2 separate regions of the Homo sapiens genome follow, and region 2 is linked to region 1. A link is a contact called in ENCODE Hi-C or POLR2A ChIA-PET data. All regions are on one chromosome and are shown on one strand. The core of a region is the stretch at or near the end of the contact, and the rest is flanking DNA. Distances in the headings are between cores, read along the strand shown.

Region 1 (3,293 bases), core at 382-2,881:
AATTCCACTTCCAGCAGAAATAGCCAGCAACAGGAAAAAAAACATATAAATATACATGTGTGTTTATTGATGTATTCAACAAAAGACATGTGCTGGAATCTTCACAGCAGCACTATTTGTAATAACCCAAACTGAAAGCTATTATATTACAGGAGAATGGGTAAATAAACTGTGATATATTCATACATGGGAATACTATATACTAATGAGAATGAACACCCTACAAGCACATGCAACAACATGTATAAATCTTAAACTTACTGTTGAGCTAAAGAAGCTGTATACATATTCTGCATGCTTCCGTGTATATAAAATACAGCAACAGGAGAAACCAATCAATCTGCTAAAAGTCGGGATAGTGGTGATCCTTCATGAGGGTCAGGCAGGGAAACAAGGGGGGTGTCAGTGACCAGAAGGGGGATGTGAGGCTGACTTCTTGGGGGTTGCTGGTGATATTCTCTTTCTTGATCTGGGAGTTGGTTAAACAGTTATGTTCAGTCTGTCACAATTCATTATGCTGTACATTTAATTTTTTACCAAAAAAATTTTTTGAGACAGGATCTTACTTTGTCACCCAGCCTGGAGCACAGTGGTGTGGTCATGGATCACTACAGCCTTCACCTTCCCCGGGATCAGGTGAACCTCCCGCCTCAGCCTCCTGAGTAGCTGGGACTACAGATGCACACCACAGTGCCCACCTAATTTTTGTATTTTTTGTAGAGACAAAGTTCCACCATGTTGCCCAGGCTGGTCCTGAACTGCTAGACTCAAGCAGTCTGCCTGCCTTGGCCTCCCAAAATGCTAGGATTACAGGTATGAGCCACCATGCCTGGCCTAAGCTGTACATTTATAATAAGCACTCTTTGGCATGTGTGTTACACTTGAATAAAGAAAAATAAGATTTTTTAATTTAAATTTTTATATATATATATTTTTTGATAGAGATGGGGGTGGTCTTGCTATGTTGCCTAGGCTGGTCCTGGGCTCCTGGTCACAAACAATTCTCCCGCATTGACCTCCCAAAGAGCTGTATTACAGGCAAGCACCCTGGTGCCTGGCCAAAAAATAAGATTTTTTTTAAAAAGTGGCTCCCACGCCAAGTGTGGGATTACGAAAGAGGTCCTCTTCATTACCTTTTCCCCTAACTATGAAAGGCTATGCCCGTTGCACCTGTACTCTTCAGGTACATGGTTCTGATGTAGGGATACAGCAAGACCTCCTGCCCCTGCCCTGACTCACCAAACTGTTCCTAGTTCAACTGGAAGAGCAGAAGTACATGACAGTTTCTCAATAACCATTAAGTATCACAGGGATCCCACAGTCAAATGCCTACAGGTGCCAGGCAGATTACATGAGTGGGTGAGATGGCCACGCACCCCAGTAAGAAGTGGTGAGACAGTGGTCAGTTGCTTTTGAAGAGGGCAGTCGGTGTGTGGTTCCAGCTGATTAATACCCTGCTAGAATTCAGGCCAGTGAAGTCAGAGTTTCTGAATTTTTAGAAAAGAAGCCGGAAATCCAAATTGCTGTATGAAGGCTTTCAGTTTTCAAATTTTGGCAATTCACTGGAGTGAAATGAGCCAATCAAAACATGCCCTAGGGCCAGATTTGGCCAACAGGCCTCCCGTTTGCAACCTCTGGTTTAAGGGTTGAATGAGCCATTCTAGAAGCACTGTCTGCCTGAGCTGCAAGAAAAAAACAATAGCTACTCTGTGTTGGGCACTTACTGAGCCCTTTACCTAATGTATTTCCTCGGTTCTAAGATGCCATCCATACCATTTATATAACAACAGCTTTCTAGGAAAAGAAGATAAAAAATAAAAGGAAAAGAAAATAAACTACCATATTCAATGTACTCATCTATTAAAAGACGCTGACTTGAGAAACATTAACATGTAAAACAAACAAAAACAAATGTATGCCTTAGAAATAAAGTAAATATGGGACACTTTCTCATTTAGTTCTTACAAAAATGTTATGTGGTAAATGTGGTTGTTAGACCCATTTTAAAGTGTGAGGGTTGATGAGGTTAACTAACTGTCCCAAGGGTACGTGTCCAGCAAGCAGCTGAGCTAGGACTTAAACATGGATCTGCTGCACACCCAACTTCGCACTCTTTTTTTTTTTTCTGAGGTGTCGCTCTATTGCCCAGGCTGTACTCCAGTACAGTGGTGTGATCTCGGCTCACTGCAACCTCCACCTCCCGGGTTCAAGCAATTCTCCCTGCCTCAGCCTCCTGAGTAGCTGGGATTACAGATGTGTACCACCAAGCCCAGCTAATTTTTGTGTTTTTAGTAGAGACAGGGTTTCACCATGTTGGCCAGGCAGGTCTCAAACTCCTGACCTCAAGTGATCTGCCCACCTCAGCCTCCCGAGTGCTGGGATTACAGGTGTAAGCCACTGTGCCCGGCCCCAACTTCACACTCTTAATCATTGCAATCCATTGCTCCCTAAAATGTGGAGTGAACACTGTGGGAAGCAAAGCTTGTAGGTTTTGGTGAGTATTATTGCAGGCTAAGCATCTGTAACAAATGGACCCAGACATGTAGTGGTACAAATGAAATAAAAATGCATTTCTTGCTCATTTAATAATCTTTGATGACTATTCAGGGGTAGAGGCAGTTCTCTTCTATGCAGTCCTTCAGGGTGCTAGGTGACTCTGCCATCTTCAACGTGGCTTTCAATGTGTCACTAGCTCAGTGAGCTGGAAGAGGAAAGGGCATGGAGAGCTGTGTTAGTCTGTCTTTGTTGCAATAAAGGAATTCCTGTAGCTGGGTAACTTAGAAAGCCAAGAGGTTTATTTGGCTCACAGTTCTTTAGGTTCTGCAAGAAGCATGGCACTGGTATGTGCTTCTAATGAGGGCCTCAGGAACTTTCCAATCATGGTGGAAGGCCAAGGGGGAGCAGGCATGTCACATGGTAAAGACGGAGCAAGAGAGTGAGGGAGGAGGTACCAGGTGCTTTTAAATAACCAGATCTCAAGTGAATTCATAGAGCAAGAACTCACTCATTACCATGAGGACAGCACCAAGCCATTCATGAGGGATGCGTTCCCATTACCCAAATACCTTCCACCAGACCCACCTCCAACACTGGAGGTCATGTTTCAGCACGAGATTTGGAGGGGACAAAACATCCAAACCTTATCAAGGAGGCACCTGCTGTCTCAAAGCCCTAATGTAGAAGTGGCATCTACTCACATTCTATTCAGAACCACCCAGGCCATACTAAACCACAAGGGAAGTGGGCTAGAAAATGAGATTCTAATCACTGCCAGCCCATAACTACTCTATTAC
Region 2 (3,308 bases), core at 116-2,615, 35 kb before region 1:
TTAAATGTTACCAGTTTCTCCACTAATGTGTTTTTTCTGTTCCAGGATTATTCATTCTTTCTTTTTGATACTAAAAAATGGTCCAAATTGAGCAAGTGGGAGCCCTGCCAGGCTACCTCTGTGTCCTTCTGATGGGACCATGAACTCGCATAGTCTTTGATAAGCTTCTTTGCTTTCCAGCCCAACAAGATGCCCCAGGCTCATTTGGATTTGATTTGTTTGCCAACATTTAAAAAGTAGCAGATCGAACTTGAAAATCAGGATTTTCTATTTCTCCTGAGAAGTCAGCAGATCTGGCAACACTGAACTTGCATTCCTTGGCAGAAATTGGCTGAAAGTTACTTAGTAGGGCTGCCCCATTTAGACATGGGGTGTGCTCTCCAGTTTGACATGGTCCTCACCTCTCCCTAGAACTGGTTCACTCCATGCTTTTGTATGCTCTGTCTGACTGCTGTAGGCATCTGAGGTTGCTCCCTCTGGGTTAAGAGCACAGACTTTAGTGTTTGTCTGCCCTTCCCTCTGCCTCCTAGCTTTCTTTCTATTTATGGAGTGCCTTCGTTGTGCCAAACACTATGTGAGGTGCTGGAGTTCTAACAAGACCAACATGTGGGTTGTTGACCTGTTTGATCTTAGATCCATGCTCTGCCATTTTATTTTATTTATTTTCTTAATTTATTTTTATTTATTTATTTTTTTGAGATGGAGTCTTGCTCTGTTGCCCAGGCTGGAGTGCAGTGGCACTGTCTCCGCTCACTGCAATCTCCTCCTCCTGGGTTCAAGCAATTCTTCTACCTCAGCCTCCCGAGTAGCTGGGATTATAGGCACGTGCCACCATACCTGGCTAATTTTTGTACTTTTAGTAGGCACAGGTTTTCGCCATGTTGGCCAGGCTGGTCTTGAACTCCTGACCTCAGGTGATCCGCCCACCTCAGCCATCCCAAATGTTGGGATTACAGGTGCGAGCCACTGCACTCGGCCATCCCTAACATTTCTAATGCAAGGTACATTTCCCAAGCTCTACTGCCAACTGGTCAATTGACTTCTATCTAAATTGGGCCAAAAAGAGGCACTGGCAGGAGATTGGATGGTGGGACAAGGGGAGGAGCCAGGGCGGTCCTTCGTTCCCCAAATTCAGAGAACATTTCCCAACAGAGGCTGCACCTCCTCCATGGTTTAGCTTCTCACTGGGAAGCTCCTGCTGTGGTTCTAGCTCCTTCTAGGTGGACCAAGTTCTGAGCATGACCCAGCTCTGGGCATCGGTAACACCACATCCTCCCTGTGTCCCTCCAGCCCTACCTGTGAGAGTAGTTTCCTGATGTTGCTGAGTCCAGGATTGCTTCACCATCTCCGGCTTGGCTTCTCAGCTGTTGAATCATTTGTGTAATTAATTTCTTGTATCAAATTTCCTCTATTTGAATTGCCTACAATGGTTTTGTTTTTCAGGGACAATGCAGACAATCCCTGATTTACAATGGTTCAATTTAGGATTTTCTGACTTTACCATGGTGCAAATGCCATATATATTCAGTAGAAATTGTACCTGGAGTACCTATACAACCATTCTGTTTTTCACTTTCAGTGCAATATTCAATACATTACACAAGACATTCAACACCTTCTTATAAATTAGGCTTGGTGTTAGATGATTTTGCCCAATTGTAGGCTAAAGTAAGTGTCCTTCTTATTTTTGGAGATGGAGTCTTGCTCTGTTGCCTAGGCTGGAGTGCAGTGTCGTGATCTTGGGTCACTGCAACATCTGCCTCTCGAGTTCAAGAGATCCTCATATCTCAGCCTCCCGAGTAGCTGGGACTACAGGCATGTGCCACCGCACCTGGCTAATTTTTGTCTTTTTGGTAGAGATGGGGTTTCACCATGTTGGCCAGGCTGGTCTTCAACTCCTGACCTCAAGTGATCCACCTGCCTCAGCCTCCCAACGTCCTGGGATTACAGGCGTGAGCCACTGTGCCCAGCTTAACGTAAGTGTTCTGAGCTTAAGGGGAGCTAGACTAAGCTATGATGTTTGGTAGGTCAGGTATATCAAATGCATTTCAACTTGATGCAGGATAGGCAAGCCCCCAAGTTGGGGCTTAGCCTAGGAGGGTTCTTGGCTTTGTCCAGGAGAGAATTCAAGGTCAAGCTGGTAGTGTTAAACAGCAACTTATATTGAAGCCACAGCACACAGCAGCAGCAGAAGGACTGTTTCTTGCAGAGCAGGGCTACCTCATAGGCAGTGTGCCCAGAAAAGCAGCTCAGAGGCAGGGCTGTACTTGTATTTACACCTACTTTTAATTACATACAAATCAAGAGGCAGTTTATGCAGATGTTTCTAGAAAAAGTGGTGGTAACTTCTGGGTTGTCAGGTTGTTGCCATGGAAGGGGGCAGGCGTTGCCATGGCAATAGTAAACTGACATGGCACACTAGTGGGTGTGTCTTATGGAAAGTTGCTTCTGCTCTGGCCCTGTTTTAGCTAGTTCTCAATTTGGTCCAGTGTCCAAGCCCCACATCTGGAATGGAGTCATGCCTCCTACCTCAATTAAGATATTTTCAACTCATGATGGGTTTATCAGGATGTAACCCCATCATAAACCAAGGAGGAGTATTCATAGATTCCTTTCTTTATCTGTACTTATTTGCTTTGTGAATCTTGGCAAGTTACCTAATCTCTCTTAGCCTCAGCCTTTGTATCAGGAAAATGGGATAATAATAGTGCCTATCTCATGTTATTGTTGTAAAGATTAAATTAGAAGACACATAGTAGATGCTTAGCTCAGTTCTTGGCACCTAATAAATGTTTGAAAACCCTATCTGTTCTTCCCCCTCATTTTGGGGGGTACTAATTCCATCACTGTTTTTATTTATTGAAATTAAATTTTCTATTTTTATGGATTTATGGGTACAAGTGCAGTCGTGGTACGTGGATATAGTGTGTAGTGGTGAAATCTGGGTTTTTAATGTACCCATCACCCAAATAGTGTATATTGTACCTAATAGGCAGTGTTCCATCCTTCATCCCTTTCCCACCCTCCCACCTTTTGGAGTCTCCATGCCAGGCTAATTTTTGTATTTTTTCTGTAGAGACGGAGTTTCCCCATGTTGCCCAGGCTGGTCTCGAACTCCTGGGCTCAAGCAACTCACCCACCTCGGCCTCCCAAAGTGCTGGGATTACAGGCATGAGCCACTGCACCCGGCCAGTAAGTATTACTATTATGATCCCCAGTTTTCCACATATAAACAAGCACAGAGAGGTTAAGTGATTTGCCCAAGGTCACACAGCAATTAAATGAATAATCAGGAGGCAAACTCAAAT

What was found. Hi-C counts contacts between places; a loop is a spot of excess contacts on that map. ChIA-PET counts read pairs that join two places held with the same protein, here RNA polymerase II (POLR2A). Pooled maps may share reads with other maps.
Region 2: a loop to region 1 is called in a map of mammary epithelial cell, with 1.9 times the contacts of the local background. The contact joins two enhancer-like sites. A Hi-C loop is called at or near these places in 2 of 168 maps with a recorded cell type or tissue (mammary epithelial cell and thyroid gland) and 1 of 50 pooled maps. POLR2A ChIA-PET finds 5 or more read pairs at or near these places in 4 of 52 experiments (A549, MCF 10A, PC-9 and 1 more).

What each region holds. Positions count from the first base shown.
Region 1 is chr16:23,246,774-23,250,066 of GRCh38, reverse strand. No RefSeq gene overlaps it. Among named protein-coding and RNA genes, the nearest start is that of SCNN1B, 54 kb to the left of the region's middle. Within about 2 kb of position 1,631, at least 4 of the 41 ENCODE cell types and tissues checked have a DNase peak (open chromatin) inside an H3K27ac peak, as active enhancers do; they include PC-9, where a contact is called at or near this core.
Region 2 is chr16:23,281,793-23,285,100 of GRCh38, reverse strand. It overlaps a transcript of SCNN1B not described here. Among named protein-coding and RNA genes, the nearest start is that of SCNN1B, 19 kb to the left of the region's middle. Within about 2 kb of position 1,365, at least 4 of the 41 ENCODE cell types and tissues checked have a DNase peak (open chromatin) inside an H3K27ac peak, as active enhancers do; they include PC-9, where a contact is called at or near this core.